Regions from separate parts of the Homo sapiens genome. Here region 1 is linked to region 2. Evidence: chromatin contacts called from ENCODE Hi-C or POLR2A ChIA-PET data. All regions are on one chromosome and are shown on one strand. Each heading gives the region's core, a stretch centred on a gene start or an enhancer-like site at or near the end of the contact. The rest is flanking DNA. Distances are from core to core; before and after follow the strand shown. Region 1 overlaps RSRC1 (arginine and serine rich coiled-coil 1). Region 2 holds the start of RSRC1 (arginine and serine rich coiled-coil 1).

Region 1 (6,132 bases), core at 2,272-4,771, 310 kb after region 2:
CATCAGGCACATCAATGAGCAAGGCTTCAGAGGAATCCAGTCCCTAGCCTTCAAGTAAGCCTCAGCCTTTGTGTTGCCCCAGTTGATGCTAGATGGCACAGAGGCAAGCTTCCCTGGCCAGCCCCTGTCCAAATGCAAATTTATAAGCAAACTTAATAATTGTGGTTATTTCAAGCATAAGTTTGGGTTGGTATATTCCAAAGCAAAGATAACCGATAATGTTGTACTTCTTTTTTTTCTTCATAGTAACAGTTTTAAGGAAGTAAATATTGTTAGAAGTAATTCTCAGAACTTACCTTTAAAGCCAATTAGTATTTTCTGCATAGGAATAACACTTTAGAACGTATCTGAAGATTTTTTTTAAGGTGAATAATAATGCATATTAGTAAAACAGAAGAATTTCATCACTTCTCTTTGAATTCATATATATTTCTTATAATTTTCACTGACTATAATAACTGCAGCTTAATATTATCATCATTGTTACTATTGTCTTATTTTATATAGAGCAGAAATGGTAAATATGAAGCATTGGTCCCCACTCTTTTAGGTAGGCTGCATCTATAACATATCACTAGTTGAACAGTGTACTTTTTCCTGCCGAGCAGATGTAACTTCAGAATTCTCAACACAGAACTTTATGCTGTTATTACCAGTGCAGTTGGAATAGACATCTGAGACCTCTAGTTTATCAAAACTTTTACATATAATATCAACGTAGGTATAATCCTTTTCCAACTCCTAAAGCTACCTTAATGCTATCATCAATCTGCTTTTCTGACAGCATTTTATTTATGTTAGAGAAATCTCTGCTTCACATGCAAATTGTTTTCCTTTTTTCTTCCTTTCCTCTCCTGTAGCTTTTATGTAGAAATCAGAAGTTTCCTACCTCTGTGGAAAAAATCACACTGAGATTTCTCTAAGGAGGCAATATAGTAAAGTAGGAAAAGCCATTATAATTTTCTGAAAAACGGTTTTCACTATGGAAAAAAAGATGAGACATACGAGTGATTAGGTCATTTGCAAATTTTATAGTGCATCTGAATGATTGGGTAGAGGAACTTAAATTAGCTGATTACACACTGTATGCCAGGGTGCTGTATGTTTAACACTTTAATTCATTTGATCTTCAGAACATACCTATAGGGAGAATATTAATATCAAAATTTTTATACAGATTTATTAATCAGTTCTTATTTATTAATATATATCCTATATATTATTTTATCCTATATATTATTTGAAGGATTCTATAGCAAAGTAATAAAATGGTGATATGTGACTTATTAAAAAAAATCAGAAAAAAGGAAAAATATACATTAATTAGTCAAGAAAGGAGAAAAATAAAACAAAATTCACATATCAGAAGAGCCTATCAAATTGCTTTTACTTGTTTCGGGTTTCCTGACAATCTAAGCCCAAAGTTGATTGTCAAAGAGAACTATAAGTTTTGCAGAATAGCTTTTCCTAGAAGGGAATCACATGAGACTTCATATATGTGATTTTCTTAATAAGTAAAAAGTGGTAAACACACAAGTGTTATCTTTTGTGGTTATTACTATCTTTTTATCATCATGATCATTATCATCACTATGTGATGTAGTATATAACATCCTCAAGATCATAATTGCAAGAAATGCAATCACATGTGTCACACACCTCTTAACTTTTATTGTCCATCAATAAAAGCCAAGGATATGACCATTAAAAGCAACATAGTAAAGTAAAGTCTGTTCAGAAAATATGCTCCAAAGAGATAGCACTCTCATGGGTCTGCTTGAATCTAGTTAAAACCTGTTCTATCTGGAGAAACAGGGAGAATACTTGTTTTTACAATAATACTTATTTATATGGACATTCTCCCAGCCAGGCTGTTTTAGTCATTGAGTCATTTCAGTCTTATATACTCTTAGAAGCCTGAAGTGCAGATTGATACTCTACATGATTGATTCAGGGGTGGGTTTTTAAACTTTAGAGATCACATAACAGATAATAGGTTGACATTCTTTTGTGGACGTTGAGGAGCCTAATGAGGTTCGCTCCTAGATAGCTAGCCCTTTACCTCCACAGAAAGGTAGGCCAAGAAGGGATATACCGGAATTTTTCTCAAGAATCATTGCTGCACCTGCCTCAGGACAAGAATACTTAAGTAAAACAAGTCCTAAAATTTTACAGCCTTGAGTAGAGCAGAATTTTTCACATCATTTTATACTTCATCTTACTAATTACTCGCTGTAGTGCTAGAAAATTCTTGGTAGTGTTGCTGTCAAGGTCAAGTTTGGGAAAAGTAGCTTCCCAGAGAAGTGACCGAGATTAATCTGTTCATTTGGTTAAAAAATTGAGATTAAATAAAGCATTGAGTGATACTTTTCTGTCATGAAAACTATTCAACGCTTCTGTTCACTTTTAAGTTCTGATCTCACCAACCAGTTTATTGTAATTAATTCCATTCACATGGTTTTACCTGGATGGATTCAAAATATGGTTTACTATAAGTACCTCCCGATGGAATTAGCTTTAGTCACATTGAGTGTTATTTAGTCACATGAGTGTTATTACAAGTATATTTAAATTATGTCAATTATGTTTCTGCCAAATTTTAGCAATTGTTAGAGTGTAAGTATAATCAATATAAATATAGGAATGTGTGAAATACTTCACATGTAGACTTCCACAAAGATTTCTCATGAAGTTAGTGTGAGATACCAGGGTCTTCCTGATTAGTACTTATGGCTGTGACCTCAGGCATCTTTTTTTCTCCATCAGATGGAAAAACTGATGCTCTAACTCTCAGATATGGTCATAGCATCCACAAATAGAGAGTGGCCATTTGTGGGGATAACTGAAGCAAATAATTGTCTTCATTGTCATAGGTGACAGTTTATTTGCAACCAGAAACTTGAGTTCTGTTTTTGTTCATTGAGAGAGTGCCCTGAGTTGTAATGTTGATCCAAGTTGAATAATCTAAGCAGAACACTTAACCTAATGACAATAAGGTTTGTAGAAGTCATTTTCAAACTCTAAAATCATGTGATTGATGATTTTTATTTTATTGAAGATTTGAAGCAATTACCTTGCTGTTTGGATGTGTACATGCCTCATACATAGGTAGAACAGGTAATTATGTGCCCTACTTTTGTGCCACCTTTATAGATTTGCACACATAACACTTTATTGTAGTACCTGTCCCCTCACAGGATAGACTTTTTTTATTCTAAAAACTCAGAGATATACAGCATACATGTAATAGACACTTTAAATCTAGCAAAAAAAAAAAAAAAGAGGCTAATGCAACACACTCAAAGTACAGCACTTGATATTAACACTCAGTCTTACTGTAACTTTTCCTACATTAACAGTCCTTTGAAATAGGTCAGAGTTATTCACTAACTCAAACACATACATTTGTTCATTCTCTTCCTCTGCCTCCCTCCACTCCTCCCTCTCTCCCTCACTGCTCTCTCCCCCCACTTCCTCCTTTTACCCTCCTCATAGGCAGGCTCACAAAAGCCTCATCCTACAAAAAAGTTTGAAGACTACCTGCGTTGCTTCACCTGTGTGGTATCACATTTTGGCAGGTGTGCTCACAGGGTAGCACACTTAGTCACAAATTACCTCAACAAATGTTATCTCCCATTTACCAAGCATTGTACTGGTAAGTAAAGATAGGTAAGCAAAATAAACCCGAACTCTGCCCTCCAGTTAGAGGGTTAAGTGTGGCACTCTTAATGAATAAGGAAACAAATTTGGTTGAAAGTAGTAAAGCTCATGAAAAGATTTACAGTGGCTTGCCTTGAGACACAGTAAATTAGCTAAACAGACAAGAATCTAAGTCAGAACCCTACAACAGTTTGGTAGCCTAAGGAACTATGATCTCTGATTAGCAATGTGAGAAGATTACTATTCTGAGAGAAATAGGTCTTGGTTCCTGGACCGGTTCTGCCACTAATTAGCTGTGTCACTTTGAAGAAGTCACTTAACCTGTCTGAGTTTCAGATTTTCTCATCTGTAAAAATGAGAGAAATCAACTAGATGGTCTCTAAGATCCTTTTTATATCGTGAGAGTTTATGACTCTCTAAATGCACGAAACCAATATAAATGAAATTCCTAATTTTCTTAAAAATACAAAATATACAAATTAATAGGTTTTTATATCTCTAAATTATCTATTATAAAGTACAATGGAAATGTCATTCAGAATAACAACAAAAATATAAAATAGCTAAAACAAACTTTATTGGTAATTTAAAATATTTATTGAGCACTTTCTATATGCAGACAACTCTGTTAGATGCTAGGAGACAGTCAAGGGTGCCTGCCCTCATGGAATGTACATTCTGGTGGAGAAAGTAAACAGAAGATGGTTATTTGTTCAACTAAGAATGTAATAATAATTCTGATATGTGCAGTGAAGCAAAAGGATCAAGTAATGAGAGCATATAACAGACAAGGCCAAATATTCATTCGTTTTTTTTCTTCTGTTCAACAATTTAAGTCCATTTTGCCTGGGAGTAAAGGGGTTTTCCCAAGATGTTAGACTTTCAGTGTTGAAATCAGGGAAGTCCCAGGCAAGCTGAGACAAGTTAGTCATATTAGAACCTTGGTACATTTTCAGAACAAAGAAGATCAGTATGGATTGACTCATAAGGAGTAAGATGATCGAGAATGGTCTGGATGGAGCTGTTAAGAAGATAGGCAAAGAATAGGTGATTCGTGGCCTTATAAGCCATGATAATTTTGAGGTTTTGCTTTTTATCCTAAGTCAAAAACTATTGTAGGTTGTGGCATGATTAGAAGTCATTCTTTGAGATCCACCTGCCTAAGAAGAATAGATTTGATGGTGATGGTAAATGTTATGGTAGTGGTAGTGGGAATGAGGTTATCACAAAACTAATTTTAGGAAGGCTAGTAAGATCATTGCAGTAATTAAAGTGAAAGATTCTGATGGACTAGGGTAGTGGCAGTAAAGATGGAAATAAGTGGACTGATGAAAATATTTTATATGTTAGATGTAGAATGGATAAAATTCAGGATTAATGGTTGTGAGAAGGTGAAATGATACAAACAGAAAAAATGGGCACCCAGAGAATTTGAGATAATAGAATATTCTTAATGAAACTATAAAATAAATATGTTAAAATGATTCAAGGCATAAAAGAAGAAATAGAAACCATCATGTACAAACACAATAGGATGAAAAATGCTTAGGCATGCAATTGGACCCGAATTTTAAAACTTCCTTGCCTGCCCACAGACCTTACCATCATAAACAACAAATGGCAGAGTTTATAGGTCATTTTGCAAATTTTTCTTAGAAAAATTCATAGCTAAGTAACTTTGAAAACAACTGAGCTTTTGCTGTGTGGTTCAGACATTATTAAATGTTATTCATCCCTATCCATTCCTACCCTCATAATAGAAGCTTTTTTGATGATACATATGTTTGGTTTTCATCAGAAATTGATTTTATTTGATGTATATAAACTAAGTCGGGAGAAGTTTCAGTTTTTCTTTTTTATTATTATTATTATTATTATACTTTAAGTTTTAGGGTACATGTGCACAATGTGCAGGTTAGTTACATATGTATACATGTGCCATGCTGGTGCGCTGCACCCACTAACTCATCATCTAGCATTAGGTATATCTCCCAATGCTATCCCTCCCCCCTCCCCCCACCCCACAACAGTCACCAGAGTGTGATGTTCCCCTTCCTGTGTCCATGTGTTCTCATTGTTCAATTCCCACCTATGAGTGAGAATATGCGGTGTTTGGTTTTTTGTTCTTGTGATAGTTTACTGAGAATGATGATTTCCAATTTCATCCATGTCCCTACAAAGGACGTGAACTCATCATTTTTTATGGCTGCATCGTATTCCATGGTGTATATGTGCCACATTTTCTTAATCCAGTCTATCATTGTTGGACATTTGGGTTGGTTCCAAGTCTTTGCTATTGTGAATAATGCTGCAATAAACATACGTGTGCATGTGTCTTTATAGCAGCATGATTTATCGTCCTTTGGGTATATACCCAGTAATGGGATGGCTGGGTCAAATGGTATTTCTAGTTCTAGATCCCTGAGGAATCGCCACACTGACTTCCACAATGGTTGAACTAGTTTACAGTCC
Region 2 (5,334 bases), core at 340-2,839:
TATCAGAGGAAAATAATCATACAACTTTAGTCCTTTATGAAAATCTGTTTTTAAGATTATTTAGCAGAAGGGCCAGTAATAGGGAGAGCTAAGAGGATACGGTGCTCAAGGTGCTCTCAAACTGAGGTGTTAAATACATATTCACAAATAACTCAAAAATAACCACTGTTAGAAGTCGGTTAAGGAATCAGGAGACCCACCAGCTACTTGTTTGCCTTTTTAAGTACATGACTTTTAGGTTTGAAGTCATATTTCATCTACTGAGCTTGAGGGAAAGATGACCACTTTGAAGGTAATCAGGGAAGTCACAGACACAACTATTGTGTAATTCAAACCAATAAATTTTCCCATGATCTCAGCTTTTTGGCTCATTGCATATTTAGGAATAGTAGTGTTGATAACAGATGGAGCCATGAGAAATCTTTAGTGTCTGACCACAGATTTCCACTGGCCTAAGGGAAGTTACTTTAAAAAATATTTCAAGGTTTTAAATTCATACATTAATAAATGCTCACAAAGTTCCAATGATGTTGTTTCATTAAACAGCAAATATCTTCCAGAAACAGGGCATTTCAAAATACAGTTTTTGTTTAAAAAAAAAAAAAAGCATTTATGGTAAAGCTCAGCTGACAGTCTGTGGACAGATGCACAGGTTCCAATAAAATTCAGGACCCCAAGGGTTTCCCCAGCTCTTGAATTATTTAAAATATACACGTAGTGTTGTAGTAGTTAAGTTTTAAAACGGTGCCTCAAAACTGGCTAGTTAAGGTACATTATTTACGAAAAATATATTGTGGAGGTGATTTTTCACCATCTCAAATGTCTGCGGAAAACTGTAGCTTGGTTATCTAGCAGTGGTGAATGAGTTGATTCTCATAGTCGACCAAAACCCAGGCCAACAATTTATTTATCTTTTTAGCTTTGCTTAAGAGTAAATGAGGAAAAAATTTCCATGTAAGGAAAAATAAGTAATGTAGTATGAATTACAGAAAATGCTGAGTCTCTTTAATTTCTATTGGTTTAAATAAAAAAACTCCACACACCTATAAATTTGAGTTCTCTTTCAGAAGAAACCGCTCCCCGCCTCGCCTCAGGCAGCTCTCTCCTATTCCTCTACTAACCAGTTACTTTAATCTGAGAAACTAATTTGCACTCAACTTGTGAGTGCCTTCACCTTCAGGGCAGAAGAAACACCGACTTTTAATGCATTTTTGCAAATAAATCATTACAATTTAATCACACACGACTCTATACAGACACACTCCCATGATTTATTATCGTTGGGCGAGTTTCCCCCTCCCCCAGCGTGAGATAACCAATTTTGTTTCGGGTAGGTGTCATAAACAAAACTTCCTACGATGCAGATTTGTTTACTGATTACCCATGACGATAACGACGACTACTAAGACAATAACACTCTCCAGTCCCACCTTTATTGCTTTTGGTAACAATAAAATCAAAATAAACAGGCACGCAAAACAAACGCCAAACAAAAAATCGGCCGCGTTACAATCTACTCCCTCGGCATTCCCAGCGCCTGGCAGCGTCCATCGATGCACTCGATATCTCGGCTGAAGCTGCCTGGCGCTAGAACCAGGAAGGCGCTGAGCTTAAACTGAAGCAAGTTCGGTGGACGCCGGCGGCGCCCTGATCTAAAGAAACGACTCAGGGACTGCGGCGCTTGCACGTCAACGGGAGGTGTGAGCCCAAAGGTCTGGACCCAGGTGATGCCCACGACCAGGGCCTGGGGAGCGGCAGCCGTGGCTGCGGAGCTCCGAGGCCCTGATCCGGCGAGAGGCGACGCGGGGCCTGGCGCAGTTTGCGGCTCAGTGTCTGTGGAGGGTGGGCTGCGGCCTCGGGGCGTGCGCAGTGTCACCGTGCGCATGCGTCCCGCACCTGGGAGGCTCCGGACTCCTTGGGTCAAGGCTGGTGGCTGTAGGGTGGGTGGGTGGCCGCAGGCCTCAAGCTTGGCCTTCTGTCTTGAGGACATGTCGGAGAGTTCGCCGACTCCTCCCCTCGCCCCACGTTCCTGGTTCTTCATAGCTGCTTTTGGGTTTCCTGGCTCATCTTGCAATATAAGCCTGGCGCTTCCTCACTAGCTCTAGGTAGGGTGGAGCAAGAGGGAGGCTGGATTCTGGTGCCCTCTATCCCATCCACTCCACTGTCCCTGCCTTAGATCCAGCTCTCTTTCTGATTCCGCCCTACCCTTTCTGGCTCACACTGGCTTGCTGAGAGAAGTGGTGCAGGGTGAAATAGATGTTCCTCTCTTGAAATATAAATATGCTCGCCTTAAACACACTATATATTCCTTTGACTTCTGTACTGGTGGCATGTGACCAAGAGCATATGGCTCTGTTTACTTTTGCAAGATGTTACAATGCACCGTAAGGCATGTTGCCTGCTCTTGATTTTAGGTTAACCTTGACGTAATTTCTCTCTCAGAGGTTGTGTATCTTTAAATGCACACTGGAAACCTAAACAAAAAAATATTTTTTTACACTTTCAGAATTAGCAGTAACCCAATTGTGTTCCAGCTAACTAGGTAGTAGATAAATAAATTCAAATGTCTTATGTTGTCACAAGAAAGCATTCGAGTTGTCATCTTTGAACTTAGATGTATTATAAAAGTTCTAAGTGAAGGAGGTAAGCAGAGTTCCCAGGTTTAAGATTTGGAGCAGGTGTGACAGTTGCAACCTTGGGGGAAACTAGGTATCCTTTAAGAGCCTCTCTAGTCTTAGAGTTTATAAATATTCACTTTCTTTGCAGGCAAAGATTTCATGCTAAGTGATATAACACTTTATGTTTTTCAATAAGAGGGCTAAAAATGTCAGAATCTGAAACGACAAAAACAGCTGGCACCTTCTGTTAATTGGCCTTGCCAACTCAACCAGTCTCACAAAGAGGGGTGTTATGAATTGGAAAAGTTCTGAAAGCGGGTTGTTTATAGTAGATCTATAGTTGTATTTCCTGCTTTCATGTTCAAACCATTGGGGATAAATTCCTATGATTGATCATGCTTTTTTAAAAAGAGAGATGCTTGCAAGTTTTTAATTGTGATGGGAGAAGTGTTTTGACAGAATTCTTTATCTCTTTTGAGATAAAGAGTTGTGTACTTGTTTATGGATTTCTTAATATGTTAGTTTTCACCCCAGTTTTACTTTTCTTCTTTGAGGTGGATTTCCCATTGAAATAACCATTGTTTTCACTTTTTCTGGCCATGTGTCCAGAATCAAGAAAATTATAGTTTGATATACTGAGTGAGTAGTGGAGAAGTAATTATAAGCTATCATGTCCTTTGGAAATCTTTGTTCTTCAAACTGATTGCCTGTTTTCTGAAAGAGATAACTGCTTCTTGTACCCTTATCAATAACTGGACAAAGGAACTACTTGTGTAGTCCTTTGAGTTCTCTTTTCTTGAATGACCACATGTTGGCTTTACCTCTTCAATCAGGCACGTGAACTTTACATTAAGATATTTCTGTAAATTGATCTCCTCCTGTAGTCATTACATGCCATGGCTTCAGTTCTGTAGTGGGAGTTGTTGGGTGAGTTTTGCAACCACGAGGCTACAACCAGGAAGAACTAGAGTGAGAACAGGAAACCAAGAGCTATAGGAGCTCTGTCCCATGTTGTCTCTTTCACCTACAGATAGATTGAAAATTGTCAGCTTGTAGGACTCTAAAAGCCTGTGCTCCATTCATCATTCATTGCCCTTATCAGAAAGAACTATCAATGTGTCTTTCCATTCATTGCACCTTACTGGTGGAGTTAAGTATAAAGAATTCTTCCTTACTAGGACTATGTAATATAAATTGATTACCATGTCTTGAATTGGCAAGTATATTTAATTACATGCTGATGATATTATGGAAATCCAGGGGTAAGTTTATGTCTGTGGTGGTGAGTAGGACTTCAGTACCTGTCATTTATAGAGAAGACAATTTTGGGATCTACTTTGTGATTTGCTGTTAGTATTCACTCCCTTTTGTGAATAAATGTTTGAAGTTAACTATAACAAAGAAATATGGTGACCTTTTGCTTTCTTTTATTGGGATTAATTATATTTCAGTGTAATTTTTCTGAAATGTAAATGTGTCACTTGAAATATTTATAGTTTTGTCACACTGGTTTTTCAAACTTTTCTTGGTTTCTCTAAGGAAGGATTTATTTTAAGTTCTGGGGTACATGTGCAGGATGTGGAGGTTTATTACATAAGTAAACATGTGCCATGGTGGTTTACTGCACCTAAATATTAAGCCCAGCATGCGTTATCTATTTTTCCTGATGCTCTCCCTTCCCCCATGCCCCCACCTCAGGCCCCATTGTGTGTTGTTCCCCTCCCAGGTCCATGTGTTCTCAATATTCAGCTCCCACTTATGAGTGAGAATATGCGGTGTTTGGTTTTCTCTTCCTGCGTTAGTTTGATGAGTATAATGGCTTCCAGCTCCATCCATGTCCGTGCAAATGATGATCTCATTCTTTTTTTGTGGCTCCATAATATTCTGTGATGTATATGTACCACATTTTCTTTATTCAGTCTATCATTGATGGGCATTTAGTTTGATTTTGTGTCTTTGCTATTGTGAATAATGCTGCAGTGAACATAAACGTGCATGTGTCTTTATAACAGAATGATTTCTATTCCTTTGGATATATACCCAGTAATGGGATTGCTGGGTCAAATGGTATTTCTGGTTCTAGGTCTTTGGGGAATCACCACACTGCTGATTCCTCAAAGTATCACCCGTTCTGGACAATGCCTGTGACATCATCTTCCACAATGGTTGAACTAATTTACATTCTCACCAACAGTTTATTAATAAAAGTGTTCCTGTCTCTCCACAGCCTTGCCAGCATCTGTTGTTTTTTGACTTTTTTTTTTTTTTTGAGACGGGAGTCTCACTCTGTCACCAGGCTGGAGTGCAGTGGTGCGATCTCGGCTTACTGCAACCTCTGACTCCCTGGTTCAAGCAACTCTCCTGCCTCAGCCTCCTGAGTAGCTGGGATTACAGGCACGCTTCACCACGCCCAGCTAATTTTTGTATTTTTAATAGAAACAGGGTTTCACCATGCTGGCCAGGATGGTCTCCATCTCCTGACCTCGTGATCCACCCCCCTCAGCCTCCCAAAGTACTAGGATTACAGGTGTGAGCCACTGTGCCAGGCCATTTCTTGACTTCTTAATAATTGCATTCTGACTGGCATGAGATGATATCTCATTGTAGTTTTGATTTGCATTTCTCTAATGATCAGTGATGTTGAGTTTTTTCTCATATGTTTGTTGGCTGCATAAATGACTTCTTTTGAGAAGTGTCTGTTCATGTTCTTTGCCCA

Evidence for each region. Hi-C counts contacts between places; a loop is a spot of excess contacts on that map. ChIA-PET counts read pairs that join two places held with the same protein, here RNA polymerase II (POLR2A). Pooled maps may share reads with other maps.
Region 1: a pooled map shows a loop between it and region 2 (4-fold over the local background). The contact joins the enhancer-like site here to the promoter of RSRC1 in region 2. A Hi-C loop is called at or near these places in 12 of 168 maps with a recorded cell type or tissue (A673, Calu3, GM12878 and 9 more), 18 of 37 single-sample maps with no recorded cell type and 23 of 50 pooled maps. POLR2A ChIA-PET finds 5 or more read pairs at or near these places in 6 of 52 experiments (AG04449, GM10248, HEK293 and 3 more).

Annotation. Positions count from the first base shown.
Region 1 is chr3:158,416,555-158,422,686 of GRCh38, forward strand. All of the region lies in intron 6 of RSRC1 (arginine and serine rich coiled-coil 1), which reads left to right. Among named protein-coding and RNA genes, the nearest start is that of UC.134, 110 kb to the right of the region's middle. RefSeq lists an enhancer at 4,391-4,640. Within about 2 kb of position 3,522, at least 2 of the 41 ENCODE cell types and tissues checked have a DNase peak (open chromatin) inside an H3K27ac peak, as active enhancers do; they include GM12878 and mammary epithelial cell, where a contact is called at or near this core.
Region 2 is chr3:158,108,500-158,113,833 of GRCh38, forward strand. RSRC1 (arginine and serine rich coiled-coil 1) reads left to right here and starts at 1,590. Exons shown (of 10, transcript NM_001271838.2): 1 at 1,590-1,724. RefSeq lists enhancers at 1,251-1,752, 1,554-1,903, 1,753-2,252, 2,114-2,163.